Linked DNA regions of Mus musculus: all the other regions are linked to region 2. A link is a loop called in an ENCODE intact Hi-C map of the cell type or tissue named here. Cell type or tissue: left cerebral cortex. All regions are shown on one strand. Region 1 overlaps Mdn1 (midasin AAA ATPase 1). Region 2 has its middle 13 kb from the start of Gabrr1. Region 3 overlaps Ube2j1 (ubiquitin-conjugating enzyme E2J 1).

What was found. Peaks named below come from ENCODE experiments on the same cell type or tissue, not always from the same donor. Only the 100,000 strongest peaks of a DNase experiment are listed, where the experiment ranks them.
Region 1: a loop joins it to region 2, with 2.6 times the contacts of the local background. A loop is called at or near these places in 12 of 42 quality-filtered maps.
Region 3: a loop joins it to region 2, with 2.2 times the contacts of the local background. A loop is called at or near these places in 7 of 42 quality-filtered maps.

Annotation. Positions count from the first base shown.
Region 1 is chr4:32,747,327-32,755,326 of GRCm38, forward strand. Mdn1 (midasin AAA ATPase 1) reads left to right here. Exons shown (of 102, transcript NM_001081392.1): 77 at 518-623; 78 at 1,249-1,364; 79 at 2,227-2,709; 80 at 2,924-3,150; 81 at 3,587-3,742; 82 at 3,901-4,067; 83 at 4,705-4,866; 84 at 7,104-7,241. Among named protein-coding and RNA genes, the nearest start is that of Lyrm2, 49 kb to the right of the region's middle. In left cerebral cortex, no CTCF peak of the experiment used is centred here; a DNase peak (open chromatin) is centred at 3,578.
Region 2 is chr4:33,115,913-33,123,912 of GRCm38, forward strand. No RefSeq gene overlaps it. Among named protein-coding and RNA genes, the nearest start is that of Gabrr1, 13 kb to the right of the region's middle. In left cerebral cortex, CTCF peaks have their summits at 3,408 (motif pointing left) and 4,163 (motif pointing right); a DNase peak (open chromatin) is centred at 3,409.
Region 3 is chr4:33,049,206-33,057,205 of GRCm38, forward strand. Ube2j1 (ubiquitin-conjugating enzyme E2J 1) reads left to right here. Exons shown (of 8, transcript NM_019586.4): 8 at 477-3,162. The coding sequence ends at 755. It also overlaps the pseudogene Gm11931. Among named protein-coding and RNA genes, the nearest start is that of Gabrr2, 9.9 kb to the right of the region's middle. In left cerebral cortex, no CTCF peak of the experiment used is centred here; a DNase peak (open chromatin) is centred at 3,043.

The DNA.
Region 1 (8,000 bases), 370 kb before region 2:
ATATAATAAATAAATAAATCTAAAAAAAAAAAAAATGGGGAAATTACATAGCACATTTCTAGTTTTTGAGGACAACTTGCCAAATGGGCTTGTGTTTTCATTTGGGCTCCGTGAGGCTGGGATTGGGTTGTGCCGTCTAAAAAGACACATGCTTTCCTGTTTACTTTTATCAGCTTAGCACCTGTGTGGCCCTGTGTTAAGCTGTCTGTGCCTTTTGCCATTTTGTGCATGCATGTTCCTCGTTTACACCACAATTAGCCCCTGTTCACATGAGTGTTATAAGCTATACCTTCCACCACTAAATTAATTTATAAAGGGTTCACTGGAGAAAACAGACCATTGCTACTGCTTATATACTGGTAATGCTTCCAATGCTAAGTATCCCGCTCAGATAGACCAATTTCAGTGGTTGATTCTGGGTTACACCTAAATATTCTCAGAAATCTTGAGACCTTGGGGTCTTCAGAGGGTAGTTGTTGTGGTTTTAATACAATAAGTTGCCTGATTTCTTTCCTAGGCTCCTCACAGAAATTTCATCTTTGTGGGATGGGTGCCAGAAGTACTTTTATCGCTCTCTTGCACGGCACACCAGGCTTACTGCAGCACTAGCAACTCCTGTCAAGGTAGACCGGCATGGGCTGGGGAAAGCATCTGTGTGTTCATCCATGCATCGTCCTTACCAGGCACTGACAGACTTGTTAAGGCGAAGTCAGTATGAGTCAGTGTGGATCCTAGAACATCTTAGACGTTCCATTGCATTTGCTAAGAGGCTCACTTTACTCTTGTGAGTTGAGAACCAGACCATCCATGTCCATTGTTTTGGTCTTGTACCTCGTTCTTCCTCATGGATGTCAGTGATCTCCAAAAGCTAGTCTGAGCGCCAGAGCCTGAGAGCATGCACACACTGCCGCTCACCCTCACTGGATATGATAATAACCTCTGTTTCAAGAAATAGCTTTTGGGCCTGGAGAGATGGTTCAGTGGTTATGAGCAGTTGCTGAACTTGCAAACAACCCAGGTTCAGTTCCCAGAGCTGCCTCCTTACTGTCTGTAGCTCCAGTTTCTCAAGGGCACCAGACACGTATGTGATGTACGTACATACATGCAGCAAAACACTTAAACACATAAAATAATTTTTATTTTGTTTTCTAAAGAAATAGTTTCCTGGTGGAGCTTCTGGTGCGTGTGTCAGGAGGGCAGGGGCTGTCCCCAATGCCTTCAGCATGCGCTTTCTCTTCTTCCTGCCAGGAAGTCAGCATGGGTACCATTGAGAGATGCAAAGGGTTCTCAGCCCACTTGATGAAGCTGCTCATCCGACAGCGTCACTCTCTGACCACACTGACTGAGCAGTGGATCATCCTCAGGTATGCTCTGGCAAGGAGGTTTGGTTGCAGCAATTAGGGAGATCTGTGCTGATCAGCTCAGAGTTGCTTGACATGCCGAGATGGATACCTTCCACTCCATTAAGTGAATTTGAGCCCAAAAAGGCAGCTAGAGTTTCTTTTGGCCCCATTGCTTCCTTTTGATGGCAGGCCTTTGGCATTACTGGCAAAAACAGTCTGTGGACTGAGTTCAGGGCTAGGCCAAAACAATAAAAAGAGTTGTGTAAAGTGAGTCTGAAACAAGAACTTTACTGTCATAGGCTGGTAGTCAGGGCTGTGTTCTTGGTTGGGGGCGCTCCCTGAACTTTGGGACTGGAGTTGAGTCGGCTTCTGTCAGACTTTTAGATTTCCCCAGAGCAGTTTGCTCCTCAGTAGAGAGAGATAGTTAAGAGATGGGGGAGAGTTAGGAAGGCTGTTAGCATCTGTTGAGTAGATTCTTGGCTTGTATTCAGTTTGGCTTCTATTTCTGCTCAGCTCATTGGGGTTCATTTAGCAGAGAAGTACATTTGCAAGGTAGTAAGAGTTGAGGTCACTGCAGTGCTGTGACTGCTTGCTGTCTGGCAGAGGGCTGGAGGCTTCTGCTGATAACGGCATAAGTTTTGAGACCATTTCTGAAAGACTGAAGAATGTGTTTAGTTTAACAAGCAAGGCATTTTAATACAGAGTTTTTTCTACCTGTTTTCTTAACCTCTGCAAAGAGGGAACTCTGGCCTGCGTGGGTGGGTGGGTGTGTGCATGCGTGCTCATGTTCTTAACCTTGGCACACTTCTTAGTTTCATGAAAAACTGAACTTGTTCAAACACCCTAGTGCATGAGTGAAGATGCCATTGTCTTTCCTGCACAGGAACCTCCTCAGCTGTGTACAAGAAATTCACAGCAGGCTGACTGGGCCCCCTGTCTATCCCGTGGCCTTCCCGCCTCAGGACAGTGTGCAGCAGTGGACAGAGCGACTGCAGCACCTGGCCATGCAGAGCCAGATCCTCCTGGAGCAGTTCTCCTGGCTCTTCCAGTGCTGTCCCAGTGCAGAGCCAACTGTAGGCCACAGAGATGCCCAAGTTCAGGAACACCCTTCTGCCTCTCATCTGGAAAACATTGATTTTAAAGAGACAATAGCTGGAGTAATGCCAGACTTACTTTCCTCTGATCTGAGCTACCCATCCCCAGTACCTACAAGTCAGCTGCCTTCTGCTTGCCGGATGAGGAGACAGGATCAGCTTTGGCAACAATCAACTGCAGGGTTGACAGAGATGCTGAAAACTATTAAAACTATGAAGGCTGGTGTTGACAAAATTAGGCAGCAGTCTTGTGAGACCCTCTTTCATACATGGTAAGTGTGTCTGTCTTGACCATTTCTTGCTTGCACAGACTTATATCTTATACTAGAATCATGAAAAGAATAGTGCTTGATCCTGTCACTCAGCAAACCCATATTGTGCTTTGACATATATCTAACTGTAAACTTTGAGACATAGCATGTTTGCTGCTGTTAGAGGGAGAGGGGAATAGGTGTGGCTTTCAACATTGTGATATTTCTGTTGCAGGGAAGATTTTGAAGTTTGCTCTTCTGGGCTGAATTGCCTGTCCCAAGTGTCAGCTCATTTGCAAGGCCTAGCGTCCTTGTTCATTCTTCCAGGGATAGAGGTTGAACAAACAGATTCACGAATGGCCTTAGTTGAAAGCCTGGACTATCTAAGAGGAGAAGTCAGCAAAGCCATCGATGACTTCACTGCCTGGAAAGCACGTCTGTTCGTTGCACACAAGCAAGAGGGTGAGAACTTAGAATTAAGGCGATGGGATATCAAGTGCAGGTCTCTCTGTTGGAGGTTTGTGCCTTCCTTGGAGGAGCGGAGGCTCACTCGTCCATTGCAGTTTTCCTTGAGCTCAAATGCCTAAGGCCAATATGTGAAATAAACCGGGTGTTTGTACACTCCATCATAACTATTGTTGCTTTTTTTAAAAAACCTTTTTTTTTTTTTTTTTTTTTGGTAACAGTGATATAAAATGATAAGCTCTTAGGTTTATGCAGGCAAGGAAGCTGCTGGTTTTGTCCTTGGATCCAGCACAGATTGACATAGTGGATAGCAAATAATAGAACACTTTCCTTAAACAGCCATTTGGAAAGTAACACATGAGTATTACTCATGATCCAGAGACATTACAGGGAGTGAGAGCTAGGCTTGGCTATGTACCATGTTGTTTACTAGGAAACCAGATGGTGGAAGAAAGCTTTGTTGAAGACTTTTCAGAGCAAGTAGAAACTGCCATCCGGGCCATTCTCTGCACCATCCAGAACTTGGCAGAAAGAAACAATAAGAAAGCAGAAGACAGTGCTGTTGACAAGAGACTGCAAGAAGAGGATGGTATGTCTGAAAGTTGTGCAGAAATAACCTCAGTAGTTCTAACTTTTATAATTAAGTTAGGCTCTGGCTAACTAAAGACAGAGTTAGATACAGGCTGCATGAGGAGAGATCTGAGAAGTTAGTTTTGCTGCTTGTGTGTTTAGGGGGAAAAGAAGAAGAGGCAAGTTTTAAGAGCCTGCAGCCAGGACATCTAACAAAGCTCTTAGAGGACGACTTCTGGGCGAGTGTGAGCACTTTACACGTCCAGAAAATCATTTCTTCTGTCTCCGAGCTGTTGGAGAGGCTCAAGTCCTGCAGTGAGGATGGCAACACAACCAAGCACAAGGTAACCAGAGGTTCTTGGCAGAATGTCCTTCACCTCACTCCAAGTGAGGAGAGGGGACCCCCTAGCAGACCCAGTGCCTGCTAGCTCACTGGATTTGCTTTAGTCATTGATAAGCTCTGAAAAGACAGAACATTTGCTCTCGATAGGTGCAAAAGAGCTGGCCATCCAGAACACCTACTGTGTTGGACTCAGTTCGCACCCCATCCCATGCTCCTGGGTGTGAGCTCTATCAGTAAGAAGCGGTAGTCACACTGACTAGCCCAGAGAAGCGGCTCATTTTATTTCATTGCATCTAGTCCCAACTTTGGTATATTGGTAGAATTTACTTATAAATAGTTCTTTTTTTAAAAAAATGGTAGACTGAAGAGATAGCTAAGCAGTTAAGAGTAATAGTAATAATGCAAGATATCATAGTTCAGACTTGGGAGGCTGAAGCAAGAGAATCACCATTAGTCTAAGGCCAACCAGAGCTCCTTGGTGAGCTTCAGGACAGCCTGAGCTACACAGTAACATACAGCCTCAGAAGAGGTGGTGGTGGCCGTGGCGGTGGCAGCGGTAGCAGATCTAGTTCTAAAGCATCTCGTCTCTCCAAAGGGAGGGCCTCTTAAGCACAGTGATTGGCATTTGTTTGTCTCAGGTCTTCAGCCAGTCCTGTGGCTTGCTAGTGCGCCTGATACCCATCCTGTGTGGCTTCTCAGACCTTGTCCTCTTCTTCCTGACCGTATCGCTGGCCACTCACCGGAGCACGGCAAAGCTGCTCTCTGTGCTTGCCCAGACCTTTACAGAGCTCTCCCAGAAGGTAAGGACTGTCAGTGTGGAATGCCATGGAACCGCACACAGACATTTCACTTCTTCCAGGGCTTGCTGGGCTTTTATGATAGACTCAGAAATAGCAGCAGGTGCTCTGTCCCTTGTGGGTTTAGGGCTTGTTCTAGAACCTGATTGCCAAACAGGTTTCCAGTAAGATCTTAAAGCTAGCAAATCCCATCTTGACCAAAGGGACAATCTAAAGGCTGCTGCCTTCTCTTAAATTAGCCTTTCTCCCTGTCTTCTTGAACTCTCAGATTATGATTAAATGATAAAAGGGCTGCTGGTGCTAAAGAGGAAAAAGTTGTTCTTTCATTAAGGTACATATGCTGCTGTGGAAAGCAGCATGCCTGTAGCTTGTGGACCCGCCTTTGCTTCAGAGTTGGTGAACTCTAGCAGACGTGGTGCAGTGTAGAAAGTACAGATCTTGGACTCAAGTTGGACACTGTCCCAACTTGAGTCCCAGACTCTACTTCTGATATTTTTACAAGCAACACCATCACATGACTTTAAAAGGTTTTCTTTGATTTCTTCCTTAGTATTCTGAGATCTTTTTCAACTAAGTACAATATAAATGACGTAGAAAACAGAATAGGAGTCTGGACTTGTAAACACTTAAACATTTTTAGTCTCTAAAGTCCTAAACTTAGAGAGTGGGAAGCTATCCCGAGGTCTCAGATCCAGAAGATAAGTGTGTGTGTCTTTTGAGTGATGGCTTGGTCTTCAGGTTTGCCCATCTTCTTTCTTGATACTTCTTGAAGAAAACTGTGCAAAGGATAACGAAAACATAAGGTACAGTGGTAGAGGTGCCGTCTCTGTGTCTGCTAACGGGCCTTGGCCTGAGCTCCATAGTGGCATGGCAGCATGGTGGCTGTCCACATTAGAGCTACCTAGTGGTGTGTTCTGCAAAGGGAATCCCACTCCTATGTGGACACATTCATCTGCCTATAGCTGAACACCTCTTAAAATAACAAGTCTGACAGGTGAAAGGACTTGCCACCAAGCCTGACAGCCTAATTTTAAGTCTTGAAACCCATGTGGTTGAAGAGGGAAACCAACTCACATTTCCCCACTCATGCATCATGACATATACACAACTACCTTCATACACACACACACACACACACACACACAGAAATAAATGAATGTTAGAAAATAATGATAGTGTAGTTAAGTAGGAAAATACTTAAGCATTTCCAGCTAGCTTTCTAAAACTGTACACACCTTGAAAGTGAGTGCCGGGAGCTGGAGAGATGGCTCAGCGGTTAAGAGCACCAACTGCTCTTCCGGACGTCCTGAGTTCAAATCCCAGCAACCACATGGTGGCTCACTACCATCTGTAATGAGATCGGATGCCCTCATCTGGTACATCTGAAGACAGCTACAGTGTCCTCGCATATAATAAATAAATCTTTAAAAAAAAAAAAAAAAAGAAAGTGAGTGCCGAGTGTCTGAATCATCCAGCCTTTCTGAATGGTGCTGACCTTTGGTGTGGATGTGACACAGGACTTCAGTAGTAGGTTTAGATTTTAATGAAAGCACTGAGTTTAGGTGCTGGAGAAATAGATCAGCTGTTAAGAGCACTGGCTACTCTTCCAGAGGTCTTCCAGAGTTCAATTCTCAGCAACCACATGGTAGCTCGCAACCGTCTGTAATGGGTTCCAATGCCCAATTCTGATGTGAATAAAGACAGCTACAGTGAATTCATATCCATAAAATAAGCAAATAAATATTTTTTTAAGCACTGAGTTTCTAGGAAGTGGCTTCATTGTAGCACAGTCATGGTGGTGGTGTTCTTGGGCCTCTCCTCTGATAATTAGTAACTTCAGTTTTTAGTACATTTTTATCCTTGGCCTGACCGATAGCATGTTTTCTGTTAAATACAATTTCTTATTAAGAGGCGTTACTCTCAGTGTTTGTTTTCAAGCTTCTTTCCAGAGGAATCAGTTTTGTTACTTGTGACTGTGACTGAGCCTGTCTCTGTTCATAGATGTGCTCAGCCCTCTCCAGAGTAACCATTCTACCTATCCTGATGCTATATTTCATTCAGGTTTTTGTCTTGGCAATGTAGCATAACTGTGTACCAGATGTCTACAAAGTTAGAGTCTTACTTAAAATCTCAAAACTGTGAAACTGCATGATCCCTGCCAGTTCTGAGAGGGAAAAGAATGTCAAAAATCTGCTGCATTTCCAGCCAGATTATAACATTTGCTAACTCTTTCCCCCAAGGGGTTTTGTTTACCTAAAGAATTGATGGAAGATTCCGCAGGAGAGGGAGCAACGCAGTTCCATGACTACGAGGGAGGTGGGATCGGAGATGGCGAGGGCATGAAGGATGTGAGTGACCGGATAGAAAATGAGGAACAGGTACGTTCGCACAGCTTATGTAAGCTGACTCTTGAGTGTTTAATCAAACTTGTTAGTACGCCAACAGCATCATACTGATCTGTGTAGGTCTTTAGATTAAAACCTAACTCCAGGACCTTTGCAGCTCAGCCATTTGTTACGATAATAGTCTTGGAAGGATTGACCTTTCCAGTTTGATTTTTTTTTTTTTTTAAAGATTTATTTATTTTATTTTATTATATGTGAGTACACTGTAGCTGTCTTAAGTCACTCCAGAAGAGGGCATCAGATCTTGTTATGGATGGTTGTGAGCTAACATGTGGTTGCTGGGATTTGAGCTCAAGACCTTTGGAAGAGCAGTCGGTGCTCTTAACCGCTGAGCCATCTCACCAGCCCCCTCCAGTTTGATTTTAAATGGGGACTTGCTGATGATTTCTGAAGAGTATTTTGATATGATAATTGTTTGATTTTGTTTTGTTTAAGTTTACATTATTTTGTGCAGGAATGGGATAAGGCATACACATATAATAAGTCAGGAGACAAATTGTGGAGTGTTTTTTGGTCTGTGTACCTGTCTATAAACAAACAAAAAGTTAATACCAATCGAAGTTTATTTTTCTTGGAAGGGAAAACTAGAAAGAAATTTTTAAAAATGATGCTGGTGTTTATGTGTTAATTTTATACTTTTTATTATTTCAAATTTTCTATATTTCTCTAGTATACACAGTCATAGAGTATTTCTCTAAATTAAAATAATTTAAGATTTTAAATTATGGGAAA
Region 2 (8,000 bases):
CAGATTACTGAGAGAAAAGGCTGGACACGGGAACAGAAGTCAGACCTTTTATGTATCCCAAACCGAACACTAGTGTGTCAAAGCTAAGCCCGATGGAACAGGCCTGTAATCCTACCCACTACAGAGGCTAAGGTAGGAAGGAGCATTACAGGTTCAAGGCTAGCCTGTACTGCAGAGTAAGTTCAAGGCCAGCCTGAGCAACTTAAGATTCTATCTCAAAAAAGCAAAGCCAAATAAGCAAAAAGCCCAAACCAATCAAGCAAAACCCGTAATGATCAAAGAATCTGACTGGAACAAGGAAGCAGATGCGGAGTAGCGGGTTACTTTGGGGGTACACTGTAAATACCACAGCTGAACACAGGTCCAGTGAGAACGGGCTGACAACGCCTGACCTCATGTCTGCTCAGCCTCAACATGAAGTGAGCCCAAGAGAGAAGAAACCTGTTAGAACAGATTCATAGGAATTGGCTATTAGTTGCTGCCCCAGACTGTCTCCCATTTTCCGCAGGCAGGAGATGGCTCAGCCACCTACCTGTTTCTCAGACGCCACACACACTATGATGATAACCCTGCCCTGCACCCATTTTTTTTTGTTTGTTTGTTTGTTTTTTTGGCCAGGAAAATGGCCTGAAACCTCTTCTGTCCAGGCCTTTGTGGCCCTCTACAAGACACAACAGTTTAGCAAGGAATCAGAAAACTCCAGAAAGCAAGGAAATCCAACCCTGACCTGATTTCATAGACCCCTGACAAATCCGAATGTCTTTCGGAGACAGTATAAATCCGCTTACGTCTACCTGATGCTCCATCAACCTAGAGGCTGCAAAGGTCAGCAGATGGCATCCGAGTCCCACAACAGTGGTCTCTGCTTTGTGGTCCTCATCTACTGAAGTGTGTGAATGTTGATCTTTGACCGCTACTGACTTCTTTGAGAAATCACGACTCTTATTTTGATCAAGCCTCAGTAATGATACAACCCTCAAGATCAGAAACTATGGAATAAAATTGTAACCTTAAAGCCAGTTTAATGTATTTAAAGCACATAAAACCGTCTTTAGGTTTACATAGGATCTTAATGTGCTTCATTATAATTTCATATAATTTATCTTTTGCATGTATTTGGGACACCAACTATCTCTGTGCTTTTTAGCTTAAAAAAAAATCACATATACTTCATCTAATGTATAGGTCTGAAAATTGCTGAAGGAAGATCCCAGACTCAGATAGCATACAAAAGCAAAGAGTATTTATTCTGCAGAAACAACCAGCATGCGGGGGTCAACCATTCTTTGAAGTGGTAACCCCAGATAAAGGCATGCAGGCCTTCTTCTAGGGAATTGGGGGAACCCTCTAGAAGGATTAGGTAATCTGAACTTTCGACTGGTGGGTGCTAGGGGGTCACAGGTGATAAGTGGTCTACATTCCTATGTCATGAGCGTGCAATCATGTGATGACGTAGGGCTGTCCAGCGCAGATGACCCACTTGGAGATAAGATATTTCCCTGTTTTTGTGGTTGTCCCCAGGCTGTTCTTTGGAGAGGATTTTATGATCTTGTTCTGGATTTTGTGGTCGGTTTTTAGAGCTGGTGTCTTATGACCTAGTTTCTGGGACTCACGGTCTATTCCTGAAGTTGGTGCCTTAAGGCCTTTTTTGAAATCAGGTCTGGTACTCAAAATGGGAGAAAATGGGGTCTTTAAATGGGGACAAATGGGGCTTATATTGTCCTCTCAATACCTTTAATCTGGGCACTTGGGATGCCGAGGTGGGTGGGTCTCTGTGGTTATGAGGTCAGCCTGGTTCATCCTCTGGAACTGGAGTTACAGGCAGTTGTGTGCGCCACCACGTAAGTGCTAGGAACTGAACCTGGGTCACCTGAAAGAGTTGTAGCAGTAGTTACTCTTAACTGGTGAGCCATCTCTCTAGCCTAGTCTACACATGAGTCCCCAGCCAGTGAGTACAGCCAGGGTTACAAGTGAGACCCTGCCTCACCCTCAAACAAAGAAATAAACCAGCACAGGTTGGAGTGACCTTTCTTCACATTGTTTTAAGATGTGTCTCTGTATTTTCAGTTGTTAATTCTGTACTGGCTGAGAGCTAAGTGCTGGCAGGGCTTTGGTATTGTCATTTCTTTGGCCCATTACTGGGTTTTCTATTTGTAAATGCTTGTTCTTCCACACCTACCCCAAAGATGAAGGTCAAACAGCCCTCACTGCCTAAAGGCAATCCCAAGAGATGGACCCGGCCTTGTCTTATGGTTGACTAGTCATAATAAAGATCTGACAGCCAATAGCTGGGGCAGAAAGAATGGGCAGAACTTCTGGGCAGGCAGAGGCAGGAAACTAGAAGGAAACAGACGGGAGAGTGGGATGGATCAGGGAAGTGAAGAGATGGCCTGTGATGGGGACACAGTGCCGGGAAGTCAGGTTAAGTTAAAAGCTAGCTGCGACTCTGTCCCAGCAAGGCCTGAAGATTTAAACTATCTAGAACTCTTCTGACTTATTTAAAAGGTAAGTAGGTCCGTGAAAACACCGCAATATTTAGCACACCAATGTGGGGCACAAAATCCAAACTTAGGCACTCGATTCAGGCTTAGGCCACGAGTTCCAGACACAGGAGCCAGACGAGAGAATCCAGGCACAAGAGTGTGGAGCCATGGCGACTGCAAAAGCCTAGGAGAGACCAAGAGAAGGAGATGGTGCAGCTCAGGCAACTGCCCCTTCTGGTCTGGCCGGTTGCTGGCGCCTCAGGTGGGCATAGGTCACCTGGCCGCTGCAGTTTCTCCGGCCAGCTGCTGCTGCAAGTGCAGTGGGTGGAGACCACAGGCTCCCAGGCAGGACCTAACACATCCCTGAGCCCCGTACCTGGAGCTGCACCTTTCTAGAAAGAAACAAAGGCTGAAGATCTCAGAATCAGTAATGCATGTTCGGAACGGGCAATTTGCAGAGGACAGAGTTTAAAGAAACTTAAGTACAGAAATAATTATCAAAGATTGAAAGTGGTAAAAGAGAAGTAATTGGAAATATTTTGTAAGTGTGCATAAACACTGAAAATAGGAAACTATAGACCGTCAAAGAAAGAAATACTAAGTTTAAATATAATAAAGTGAAGTCTCTGAAGGAAGAGTAGGGAAGGAGTTAAAAATAAATGGAAAACACTGTCAGAGGGTGTTTGGACCCTGTATAGGTTTGTTTTAATTATAAACATAGATCTAATTATGTGTTTGGTAATAATTGCAGTTTTTTATGTCCGTTCTAAGAAAGATAAAAGTAAAGTAGAATTAAATAAGGAAAGAACTGAGAGATGGAATGCTAGATTAAAAGCAATAAAACAGAAATTAGAGGATTTTTCAAATCAGAAAAAGAATTGTCTTGCTAGGTCTGAGAAATCCAATCGAAAGCCTATGCTGCCACCTAGTGGTGATATTTCAGGGTGGCAGTCTAGTCCCATTAGAAGACCAACAACGATTTTTTTCTTTTTTCTCTTCTCTTCTCTTCTCTTCTCTTCTCTTCTCTTCTCTTCTCTTCTCTTCTCTTCTCTTCTCTTCTCTTCTCTTCTCTTCTCTTCTCTTCTCTTCTCTTCTCTTCTCTTCTCTTCTTTCTCTTTCTTTCTTTCTTTCTTTCTTTCTTTCTTTCTTTCTTTCTTTTTTCTTTCTCTTTCAACTACAATAAGACAGCTCCAGGTGAGAGAAACATACAAGGCTGTGAAGATTTTGGATAGAAGCCCATAGAGATGCTAGATCTAAAAAGATTTAAAGAGGCAATGGTAGCTTATGGCATACAATCACCTTATGTGAAACAGATGCTTAATAACTGGCCCATGCAAAATGGTATAATTCCAAAAGATTGGAAAGATTTCATGTCAGCCATCTTACGACCTGGCCCTCAACTACAATGGTTGATACGGTGGAGAGAAGAGCTATGGAGCAATGCAATAGGACTCGAGAGGCATTAACATTGCCAGGAATCAGTTGCTAGGTGAAGGTTAGTGTGCTGGGTAAAGAATTAACTCAGCAGATTATGTTCAATGATGCCACCTTAGAGCAGTGTTGTACAGTAGCTTTAAATGTTTGGGACAAGGATGAACAATGGGGAAAGTGGTCTGACTTATTTACAGAAACGTATTTACCCAGGGCTCAGAAGAATCTTTCACTGACTGATTTATTTTATATGTGTACACTGTTGCTCTCTGCAGACACATCAGTAGAGGGCATCAGATCCCATTACAGATGGTTGTGAGCCACCATGTGGTTGCTGGGAATTGAACTCAGGACCTCTGGAAAAGCAGCCAGTGCTCTTAATCACTGAGCCATCTCTTCAGCCCCAGGCTAGACGTTGTCCCCAGGCCTCAAACCCTGACTCCATTCTTGTCTGCCACTCCCAGAGGCACCTGGATGTCCAAGAGTCTGAGAATCCCATGACCCTGGCCTCATCGCAGGCCTGGAGACCCCTGAACCAACTCAGACTTTCCAGCATCTCAGACTGTGCTTTCCTGCCCCAGGAGGGCGTCTCCGCGCTTCCCTACAGCCCAGGGTCGGGTAAGCTTGGTCAAACTTTCCACATTCTGCCTCCCCAAGCAGCCATGCCCAGCGGAGGATCCACCTAAAATAAGGGGTTTCATTGTGACTTTCCTACACATTCATAACACGTTTTGATCATATTCCTGCTCCATCACCCTTGCCCCCATCTCCTGGCTCTCTTGCTCTTCCTAAAATCTCTCTCACACTTTCATGTTTTCTTTTTAAAATCTAGATTCCTTATCACGTGGCAATTGTCCTTCTGAGTTTGTCTCATTTCGCTCAACTTGATCTCTAGTTCCACCCCCTTTCCTGAAAACCACGTGGTTTCATTCTTACTTATGGCTGAGTTACTATATGTGTGCATGTGTGTAGTTGTGTGCCAGGCTATCCAGTTGTGATGCACTGATGGGAGTTTAAGCTGACTGCGTATGGAATTCCACATGCCTGATTCCACTAGAACCTCTTGGTGTCGTGTGGCTACTGTGGATAGTGCCGCAATACATATGGGTGTTCAGGCATCTCTGCTGTGTGATAACTTTGTCTCCTTCCATGACATATCAGCGTGAGTTGGTGGACCATATGACTCAGTAGAGAGGCTCAAAAACAAAAGCCTTCTGAGCTCTTGTAATTGCAGAAAACAGCCAGGGCCCAACACAGAAAGGGTTCTATAACAAGCCTCTCTCCTCTCATTTCTGGGAGGGGAGCCTCCTGGTGGAAGAAGAGGCCTTATTATAAAATCTCCGCAGATGCTATGAGCCTGTCCTTCATGTAGACGCATCTTCAAGCTGACTGATTCAGTCTGGCTTCTCTCAGCTTCTCACTGAGTTGCTCTGCTTGGCTTCATATTAACTCTGGCAATTTGTTCTAATCTTCTGGCTCCTTCTCATTCTCTGGCTTATTCTATCTTCACCTGTGTCTAGCATGTTCTTTCTCTATAACCTGTCTGTCCCAGTAAAACTGCCTTCTTCCTTCTTTTCTCTCTCTCTTAAGTAGCTTCCCTCTCCTCTCTCTTCTGAGAGTCAGGCATATCCTATTCTGTCAAATCTTTCCCTTATTTGTCACTGTGTCTGCCACTCAATTACGGCAGAAGAGTACAGGTTACATTAGTATTTCTGTCCTCCCCAAGACCTCAAGGCATGTGCAATTAGGGCAGAATTACATCCAGCTGACTAGGAAGGATGGCCGGATACTCAGGAAAGGGACTTAAGAGGGAAGGTAAGCAGTCAGTTGCCCAACTATGATAATCTTTTGCCAGCCGGCCCAGCAGAATTCCAGAAAATGGTGCCAGTCACTTGGAGGAGGTCCTGAATGACAAGGTATGTGTGTAGGGGGTGTGCAGGTGCCTGTGGAGGCCAGAGGTTAAGGCTAATACTTTCTTTGGTGACTCTGCACCTTTTTAAAATTGGGTATCCCATTGAACCTGGAATGGCTAAACTGGCTAGTGAGCTCTAGGAATCCACTTGTCCACGTTGTTTCCCCGGTGCCAAGGTTATATACCCAGGCCTAGGCTTTCTGTGTAACCAGGACGCTCAAATTCAGGGTCTTAAGCTTGTGCCGCAGGCACTGCAGCAATGGACTCATCTACTAAGCCCTAGAAAAACATTTCCTAATCTAGCATCCAAAAATCTCTTCATGCTCACACTCCTCGGAGGTGTGTTGCATTGTCTTAAATATTCTGTTGCATTCAGTCTGAGAACATCTCCCCTTGTCGCTCATCCTTGATATCAGCAGGGCACTGCGACTCTCCAACCACGCTGAGCTCACACTGCCATCTGGAGGCGTCACATCTGCTGCCTCGGTTTCTGTAGCTGAACGGTTGTCAAGGGGGCTGACATTGGGGTCACCATGGAGTTCTATTGGTTTTTCCCTTAAGTTCCTCCAAGACTCTTATTCTCCACAGAAGCCTCTTTCAGTTTGCTTAGCAAAATTGAGCCATGTGGTACTGAACAATTCCAAATGTGCCTCTGTCTAGATGTTATCAGAAGGATCCTGGACTGCACTTTAGAAATCACCTGTTGTTTGCTATCCTAATGAGACAAGGAAACCAAGACCAAGAAACTCTGTTGAATTTTGCCTCTAGTATGTAATGTTCAGTCGAATTCCTTTTTCTTAGGGTCTCAAAGAAAAACTACCACATGATATTTATATGTGACATGTATTTATACATTTAGAAATATATACATATATTATATATGCATATATAGGGATACACAAATATATATACACACACACATATATATATATATACATATACATATGTATATATATAAGTTACTAAGTACATAAATATGGCCTCCTCAGTCTGTATAATATTACTTGTATGTATATTTTCAGGGTTAATCATTTGATTGAGAACCATTGGTGTGCTGGTTCCTGAAGATTTCTCCCACTCCCAGAATTCCTTGCTTGTCTGTAATTCTTTGGGTATGGTTAATGCTCACTATCACCCACCTACTATCTCACAGAAAATTCCCTGATCCCCTAGCTCTTACAGTCTGACTTAGGGTTTTCTTGCTGTGAAGAGACACCACGATGAAGGCAGCTCTTGATGTGGGAAGCCACATGTGCCGTTGCAGAGTGGTGCTAGCTACTGCTGGCCACCACGCATAAGTTTGAACAAACAACCAATGTGTACATATGCAGTAAAGCTTTTTGCCAAGTCACTGCCTGGCCCGGGCATGTTAATGAGGTACTGAGAATATAACCAATCAGATGTGAGACATGCAAATGAGGTATGTTAATGAGGTTCTGTGAGGTACTGAGAGAGAGTAGCCAATCATATGAGAAACATGCAAATGAGGCATAGTGTATAACCAATCCAGGTGTGAGACACGCCTCTCCTAGGCCTATATAAGCAGCACCAGTTCTGGGCTCGGGGTCTCTTCACCTCTGCAATCAAGCTCTCCCAATAAACGTGTGCAGAAGGATCCTGTTGCAGTGTCGTTCTGTGGGAAGCCACATGTGCCGTTGCAGAGTGGCACTGACTACTGCTGGCCACCACGCATAAGTTTGGACAAACAACCAATGTGTACATATGCAGTAAAGTTTTTTGCAAAGACACTGCCTGGCCCGGGCATGATAATGAGGCTTTGAAAGTATAACCAATCAGATGTGAGACATGCAAATGAGGTATGATAATGAGGCTCTGTGAGGTACAGAGAGAGAGAGTAGCCAATCAGATGAGGAACATGCAAATGAGGTGTAGTGCATAACCAATCCGGGTGTGAGACACGCCTCTCCTAGGCCTATAAAAGCAGCACCAGTTCTGGGCTTGGGGTCTCTTCACCTCTGCAATCAAGCTCTCCCAATAAACGTGTGCAGAAGGATCCTGTTGCAGCGTCATTCTTGCTGGTCGAGTGCGGCGCGCACAAGATCGTTCTTGTTGGTCAAGTCGGGCGCGCGCAAGAACAAAGGACAGTTTCAGAGGTTTAGTCCATTGTCGTCATGATGGAAATCATGGCAGCATACTGGCTGATGTGGCGCTGG
Region 3 (8,000 bases), 67 kb before region 2:
GGGTTTTAGTTCACTGGACTCTGGAAAAGGGTAAGCTGTGTCTGAAAACAAGCACATTTTACAATACCGATATGAAAAACTTATGGCTTAAAACTATTTCCTTATTGTTGTTGGTGAAGGAGTGTCAGTGTGGTAAGGTAATACTGAAGAATCAGTATCCCTCAGGATCTTCTGAAAGAAGAATCGTGCCCAGATGCTGAGCGGAAACTGCTGTCCCTGTGTCTACCAACTGGAGAGAAACAGCCACACCAGGCCTCTGGCTGCTGGGAAATGGGCTCCTCCACCTCACAGAGCTCAGGATAAGCTGGGTTTCTGGCTTATTCATCAGGATTGCTTCCTAGTCTCCGAATTCAGATGGTTCTAGTTAAATTTGCCTTAGTCATATTTAATACTCTAGGTATTCTCAAACTGTTAACAAGTGCATGAACAACTTTTTTGGGGGCCGATTTCAAACAGATTTTCTTATCATTTCTTAGTATGGCGCCCAGAATCCATCAGGAGCACCCTTGCCACAACCTACCCAGCCAGCTCCTAAGAATACCTCCATGAGCCCTCGGCAGCGCAGAGCCCAGCAACAGAGTCAGAGAAGGCCATCCACTTCCCCCGATGTGCTCCAAGGCCAGCCACCAAGAGCCCACCACACAGAGCACGGCGGGTCCGCCATGCTGATCATCATCCTGACTTTAGCATTGGCGGCTCTTATATTCCGACGAATATATCTGGCCAATGAGTACATATTTGACTTTGAGTTATAATGCTGGTTTGTGACTTAAGAGCTGTGACTCAGTTGCTTCATTAAACATTCTGCATTGGGTATAACCTAAGGATTGTTTACAAAAAGATTATTTTGTATTTACCCTCCATTACTTTTTTATTGTTATAAATTCATTTGCTATAAGTAGACATTCAGGCTGTGGTCCAAAAGTTTGTCCTGCCTAGGTTATGGACTGGAAGCCATAGTTCCTTGTCTTACTGTTTAATCTACGTCACAAACAAGTAACTTATTGTGGTTGCTCACAGCCAAGCTGCTTTTCTATGTAGTCCTTTGCATTTTCAGATAAAAGAAGGTGTTTCCACATTGGAGTATTACTGGGTACTCAGTCTCCCTTGCTGAGTACTGTCTTTAGTTATATAGACCAAGAGGGATGAAGGATGGGGGAGGGGCACTGCTCACTAGCTTCTTGAGAAGTGTCATTTATAGTAGAGACAGGGGAGTGCCCACTCTGTGAACTTTGTATTTGAAACTTTGTGTGGTGAGAATAATTTTATTTTAGACATTCATGAAGATCTTTGTTATATTTTTGTTTTTGGATATTACTTGAAGAGGAAAGACTTTGTAGCCACTTTGGTATGCACCATCTCCAATATGCACACAAATGAAAAGAAAGCGGGCTTTCATAACCTGTCTCAAGGAAGGAAGGGTCCAAGCCAGAAGTTGTTTTATTTTTCTTTTACAAGTAGGTAAGGAGATCTTAAAGTTTGAGTCTTTACTTTCATTTGTACATGGTTTGAATTATATGCCCAGCTCATAATCACTATAGCTTTTCATTATTCCAGAAATATGCTTAGTATTCAGATTTTAATAGAAAAACTCAGGGCCCAAATAACAGTGATAGATTAACCACAACAAACCTTTACTTAGAATTGTTCACTAGTCAAGGCCTAAGAAAAATTTCATGAAAAGTCTATCTTTGCCTTGGCGCCAGCAAGTCCCCCCATGCTGACGCGTGTAGCTCTGTCATCTCAGTGACTAGTGAGACTGCTTAGGACAACGTCGTCGTCAGCATGCTCCCTCAGCAACCTTGAGGGCACTGTCGAGGGCCCCACATTGCCCATTTGACTGGAAAATATAGGCAGTCCCCAGCTTTTAAATATATCATGCTCTCAAAGCCCATTTAGAAGTTTTTGTTTTGTTTTTGTTTTTAAGGACAACTGAATATAAATGGTGTTTGGGTTCTAGCTCAGTCCACAACGGTCAGTTCATATGTCTTTTAAGTATATGTGGGAGGGGAGTTGTAAAGTCCTCATGGTGTTTTAACTAAATATAATTATGGGCAAGAAAAAAACAGCTCACAAAATCATTCTAAAGGTGAGCTTAATTTTCACTCCTGTCATGTGATGTTGTGGTCTGTTACCACTGAAGATAATTTTCATTTGTATTTGGTAGTCAGGTTTTGTTGTTACTGTTGTTATCCCAACACCTAAAGTTTTAAAAGGCACTGAGTGCTAGACGATAATCTCCCAGTTTAATAGAGTAGATTTTATAGTTATTTAAGGATTGTTTATTGATGAGGTTGGTAAAATCTAGAAAGGCCAAGGACTTTGTGAAGACTTCATGTAAGGAAGACTATAGGTTACCATTTTAAAAATAATGTTCTTGCTTTGAAAAAGTATATTTTGAGGTCTTAGTTTATAATATGAGAAACTTGGGGTCCATGATCTAGTAAGAAGTCAGTAAGCCAATGGGAAGCCTGGGTGGCCTTCCCACTTAGGAGAAGAACCCTGATGGTGTGCCCCAGGCCGAGATGGCTTGTGTGCTAGAGCAGTCCTCCCCAAGTCAGGCCCGGCTAGCCTTGGGGCTCTGCCATCTTGCTGTGTCCACATGGACCCCTGTGCCAGGTGGCGAGGGTTGTTCCAAGATCTTATCCACCCCCTCACTTTTGCTAACTGGCTACCTCCTTACGTGTGTTGGTATTTTTTAGCACCTGATACACATATCAAAGTGGTACATTTTGCTTTTACCCCTGATATGCTATTTAAAAATTGTCCTCCAACCCCCACCTTGGAGCTAGTGAGCTCCTAGAAAGGGCCTCTGTTGTCAGAGCCTCAGGTTAACTCCCTAGATCCAGTATAAGGCACAAACCAGGGAGAAACTGGTAGGTAGTCTTCAATCCTTGTTTCCCCAGTTCTCAGAGTTCAGAACTCAAGGCTTCTTCACTGATCAGCATAGCACATGAGTACACATCAAATTAGTTCAAATAGCATGCTTGAAAAAAATCTGCCTGTTTTGCTTGTAGCAGTCTGGCCCATGAGCCAACCGAACCTTCTGTACGTGGGTGGGGCTTTGATGTAGCACTTTACATTTCCCTGCTGCTGCTGTTGTTTATTCTACTGAAATAAATGCTTTCACCAAGCTGCTTGGTGAATTTAAAAACTAAGTTATTTACTGGTGTTACTATGAAAATGGCAACTTTCCCTATTTCAGAGAATAAGATCTCTGCTTATTCAGCTTCGGTTTATGAAGAAACACTGTGGTATCTTGAGATTGCTCACTTTTATAGCCCAGAATTTCCAACCTCACATACCTGTTCTGACAAGGCCTTAGGATGACGTGCAAAGCAGCCTACATCACTCTATGGCCTGCGAGTATGTATGTATCAAGCGTATCGTAGTGACCCTCAGAGTGACTCCCTGAGGCCGTGTGAACAAATGTCTATTCACCTCAAACAGGGCATTACCCACAGTCCAAGAACCAGTTCACCCAAGGCTATGGCAGTGGACCAGTGAGCTTATTGGGGTTACTTACAACAGGAGCATGAGTGAATTGAAGGTGGTATCATCCGGGGAAAAGCCTACCTCAGCCTGGGCGATGACCAATGACTCAGGGAACAGCAGCTCTGCTGCATGACTGACAGGCAGCTCAGCCTATTAGAGTCTCTCCCTGAGTGGGTGGTGCTTCTTTGGGATGCGGCTTGTGAAACTTGTTTTGGGAGCTTCCTTACCCTTGCAGGTTTCCTTTCCTTCCCGAGTCTTATATGCCCCTGCCCTCTCCCCATTCTTCCCTCTAAACGAGGATTTCAGTTAGAGCCTTCCAGCTGTGCTACACTGGCTGGCCAAGAGTAATGATACTCACCTGAGCCATTGAAACTGGCAGGAAGCTGTTCAACCCAAAAGCTGAGTGCCTTTTGAACAGGTGTTTTCAGAACTTGTCTGAGCTGCCCAATAAAACCAGTGACTGCACTCAGACCTCATTTTTAACCGGAGGTGGTTGTATTTGCTACCCAATCTTACTCCGTGTCCATATTTGAGTACCATGTCTGGATCTTTCCATTTTTCCTTGTGGTTTTCACCACCACTTTCATTAGTCACTGTCTAATTTGCACAGTCACCTCTGGATCTCCCCCAGACTTGTGCCTTTTTTTTTTTTTTAATACAAACAATCAGTCTTAAGTATACCTGCTTCTGCCTTCTGCCTCACCTCTATCAAAATGGCAGCAGGGCATGGTGGCACATACCTGTAATCAGCAGGCAGGTGGGTCATTGTGAATTTCTGACAGCCTAGGCAACATAGCAAGTTCAAGCTATCCAGGGCTGCGTCGTGAGACCCTGTCTCAAACAACAACAAAAACCTAATAAATTATTATTATTATTTTAACTAGGCAAAGAATTTTATTAACCTTTTCCAGCCTTTCCCAGGCTTCTTCAGCTTAATTTGCTGCAAAGAATGAATTAGGTATAAGCAAAAACTGAAAAGAGCGGCAGTGTTCAGCGGGCTTGGGCTTAAAAATATTAGAGATCTAGATTTTATCAGCTCCATAATAAACAAAAAAGAAATTTAAGAAGCAGTCATGATATAAAATAGCAGCTCCTGTAACTTGTGCAAGGGTCGCCTTCTTCAGAGGTTGCTGCAGTTCAGTTTGCTTTGTTCTTAGAAGCCTCATCAGAATTCTCCAGCAGACCTGGAACTGCATCCTCCTCCTCCTCTCCAGGAGCAAGTGGTGCTTTCCATCCACAGACTGTCTGGGCAGAGCTTAAAAGAGTCAGACCGTCTGCACCCAGCTGGTTTCAGATGCTGGGAAGCATGGCTATCAACTGCTTCGTCTCAGCGTGGCCTGTAATGGTGAAGGTGTTTGCTGCCATGGATGCCTGAACTTTAGGGTTGTTAAAATGGATCCCTGTTCCTTGGTTGTAAACATGGTCACCTCTTCAATACCAGAGATGTTGTTTACCCCTAACTTTTCTAAGGAGAGCTGCAGTCTTTTATTGTTTGCTGTGGCTGTTCTGTGAACCACCTTCTTGTTTCCACGAGCGGTTCCTTTCCCACCAATGCCCACTTGTGCCTGCAGCTTGGCGAGTTTTCTTTCATCTTGTCGGAGTGGAAATGGAGCTGAAAGGGGAACTAAGGTTCACGCTTGCTCAGGGGGTCTTGGGCACTCAGGCAGACCAGCTGAGATAAGGCACACACACAGGGACACAGGATGGCAGCTAGAGGCCTAATACAATTCAATACTAAAAAGAGCTAGCTTTATTTAACATGGACAACAGATTTGAAGCTGGGCATGGTGGCACACACTTGTAAGTCCAGTATGTGGGAGATAGAGACAGAGGAGGACTGGAAGTTTTGAAGTCCTTGACTATGTGGTGAGATTGAAACTAGCACAAGCCAGATGAGACCCTGCAGAGAAGGAAGTGGAACAAAGCAAACCCAACAGATTTGACTAGCCATCTCTCCAGAAATATCTGGATGGCCTATGTGAATGTAAAGGAAAGCTCAATATCAGTAGCTGTTGGGAAAGCTGTACCCCAAAACTACACTAAGGTGCCACAAGCCAAGCTAGGGCACTCATAACTAGACAAACTCCCTGTGATCCTAGCACTTGGGAAGTTGAGGCCTGTTTGTGCTATAAAGTAAAACCTTATCTTAAAAGTAGGGACTGGGTTTGGAGAGAGAGGGAGAGAGAGAGGGGGAAAGAGGGAGGGAGAGAGAGAGACACAGAGAGAGAGAGAGAACGAGAACTTGTTGCCCTGGCCGAGAACCTGTGTATGGTTCTCAGTACTCAGGTAATAACTTTCTCTAACTCCAGTTCCAGGGCATCTGATGCCCTTTTCTGACCTCCTTGGGCACAAAGCATAAACTGTGCATATTCATACATGCAGGCAAAAATACTTATAAATTAGAAAAAAGCCAGATGACTTTTGGAAAAACTGTGAAGAAATTGGAACCACATTTCAGAGGTTCTTAGAAAGGAGGGTACCAGTGAAAGAAGAGGACATACACAAACAACGGCTTCTCCAGAGCCATTCACGCTCAGGTGTCTTTACAACGGGTACACGTAGGGTTTTGGCAACTAAAGTTCTATCTGTAAGGTGGCAAAGAAAGCCCTTCCCCTTTCGTTACCCAGTGAGTGAAGCATAAAAGGTTAAAAGGTAGAGGCCTTCATTCTGTAAGCGGGTGTAAGGTGGATTCATGGGGTCATTGCTCAGGTGAGACGCTTGCCTGCTTCTAGAAACCCAAGGTTAGAGAGCACACTGGCCCCATATCTGCAGTGTGTTCCCTGTCCTTGGTGAGACATCTTTGGGAAGCACCTCTTGTCCCTAAGTGAAAGCTTTGGGCTTTACCAGTGTCTCTGAAGTTTTCTCACTCCACCAACAGACAGGCAAGCCAGACTTTTCTCGTGCTTTCCCGCCCACACCCCCATCATTTTCCCTGTCTTTCTATTGTCTATGGAAGCATCAAATGCTCACTGCACGGCAGTCCTGACTTACTGCCCGCTTCCTCTTTTTCGCCTTCTCTTGGGGAGATCCCTCATCAGAGAGGTCTAACATTTGGGTTCAAGTACACCAGGATAGATTTTTGGGGGTTTTATGGAGTTGATGAGAAAAGTTATTAATGGCAGGTAACAGCACAGTAGGGGCTCTGAAGAAAGTCTGGTCCCCAGCACCAGAGACAGAAGGTATGGCAGGGTTCCTGAAGAGAGGAATCAGGGCCCATGTGGCAGAGTCTGGGGTCCTTTCTTAAACAGCTCTCTGAGAAAAGGTGTGTGATGGTGGTGATAAGGGTTTACAACCTGCAGTCAGGATCCCTGACCCTACAGAAGGCAGGGAAGCAGGTGGGGACAGAATGGTCACCAATGCCTCCTTTGATGTAAATTCACTCCCCATGATGAGTAACCCTGGCACCTGAGACTGTGTTCACTAGAGTCACAGAAAATGTTCTTGTGTGGAGGTACACAGTAAATGTGATATATTGTCTTTTAATCTGAGGGTTAAATAAGAAAAGGAGAACTTCCCTTAGAGAAGACACCATTTGGTAACTGTCTCTCCTGCATGAGCAGCTCCTGAAATAAAGGCAATTCACTTAAAAGTTTCATTTTTTTCCCTAGAAACTGTCTCTCTGGATTTGCTAATGGCATAAGGCCAGGTTCTCAACAATCAGGTGAGACCCAGGGCCCATGTATTAGGAATAAACCACACCAGACTTCCCACTTGCTTGCTGGAGTTTCACAGCAGTGCAGCCTTCTCTATGCAAAAGTTAAACTTGCCTTGCTGAAACACTTGGCATTGGGTGTCAGTCTGCCTGGCACCCCAGATGCATGTCTAACATTCCAGAAGGTGCTTGTTGATGTCTGTGAGGGGGAAAGGACACTGCAGGCTAGGCAGCAGTGTAGTGTAGAGTCCAGTGCTATGTATCTTATGAGCAAGCTTGCCTCCATCTTGGGCTTGAAAGCCATCTTACAAATAAAGACAAACTAGACTCGTTCCTGTTTATTAGTAAATCTGTTTCTCAAGGATTGGGCTGTGCCCCACCTGAAACCCTGCAAATGGTTCTGTACTGCCTGTTCCAGGAAACAGCAACCAGTGCTTTGTTTCAAAAGTTTATTGCAAGCACCTGCTGTCATGACCAACTCATCATGCTGCTCCTGTAACTCTGCCTATTTGTCACCCAAGTCCCCTCATTTGGAAGCCCCCTACCTACCCCTGAGCTATAAAAACCCTTATCTTGCCCATGTCCAATGCTGACCTCTTGAATCCTGCTTTAGGGAGAGGGTGTGTATATGAACAAAAAAATATTGTTTACCAGTTGGGGTGACCCTTTAATCCCAGCACTTGGGAGAAGAGGCAAGTGGATCTCTGTGGGTTCAAAGCCAAGCTTAGTCTACAATGTGAGTCCAGGACAGCCACAGCTTGTTACACAGAGAAACCCTGTCCATAAAAACAAAACAAAACCCAAAAATTTTGCTTTAATTATTTTGGCCATGATCATTTGGGTCGATGGTCTT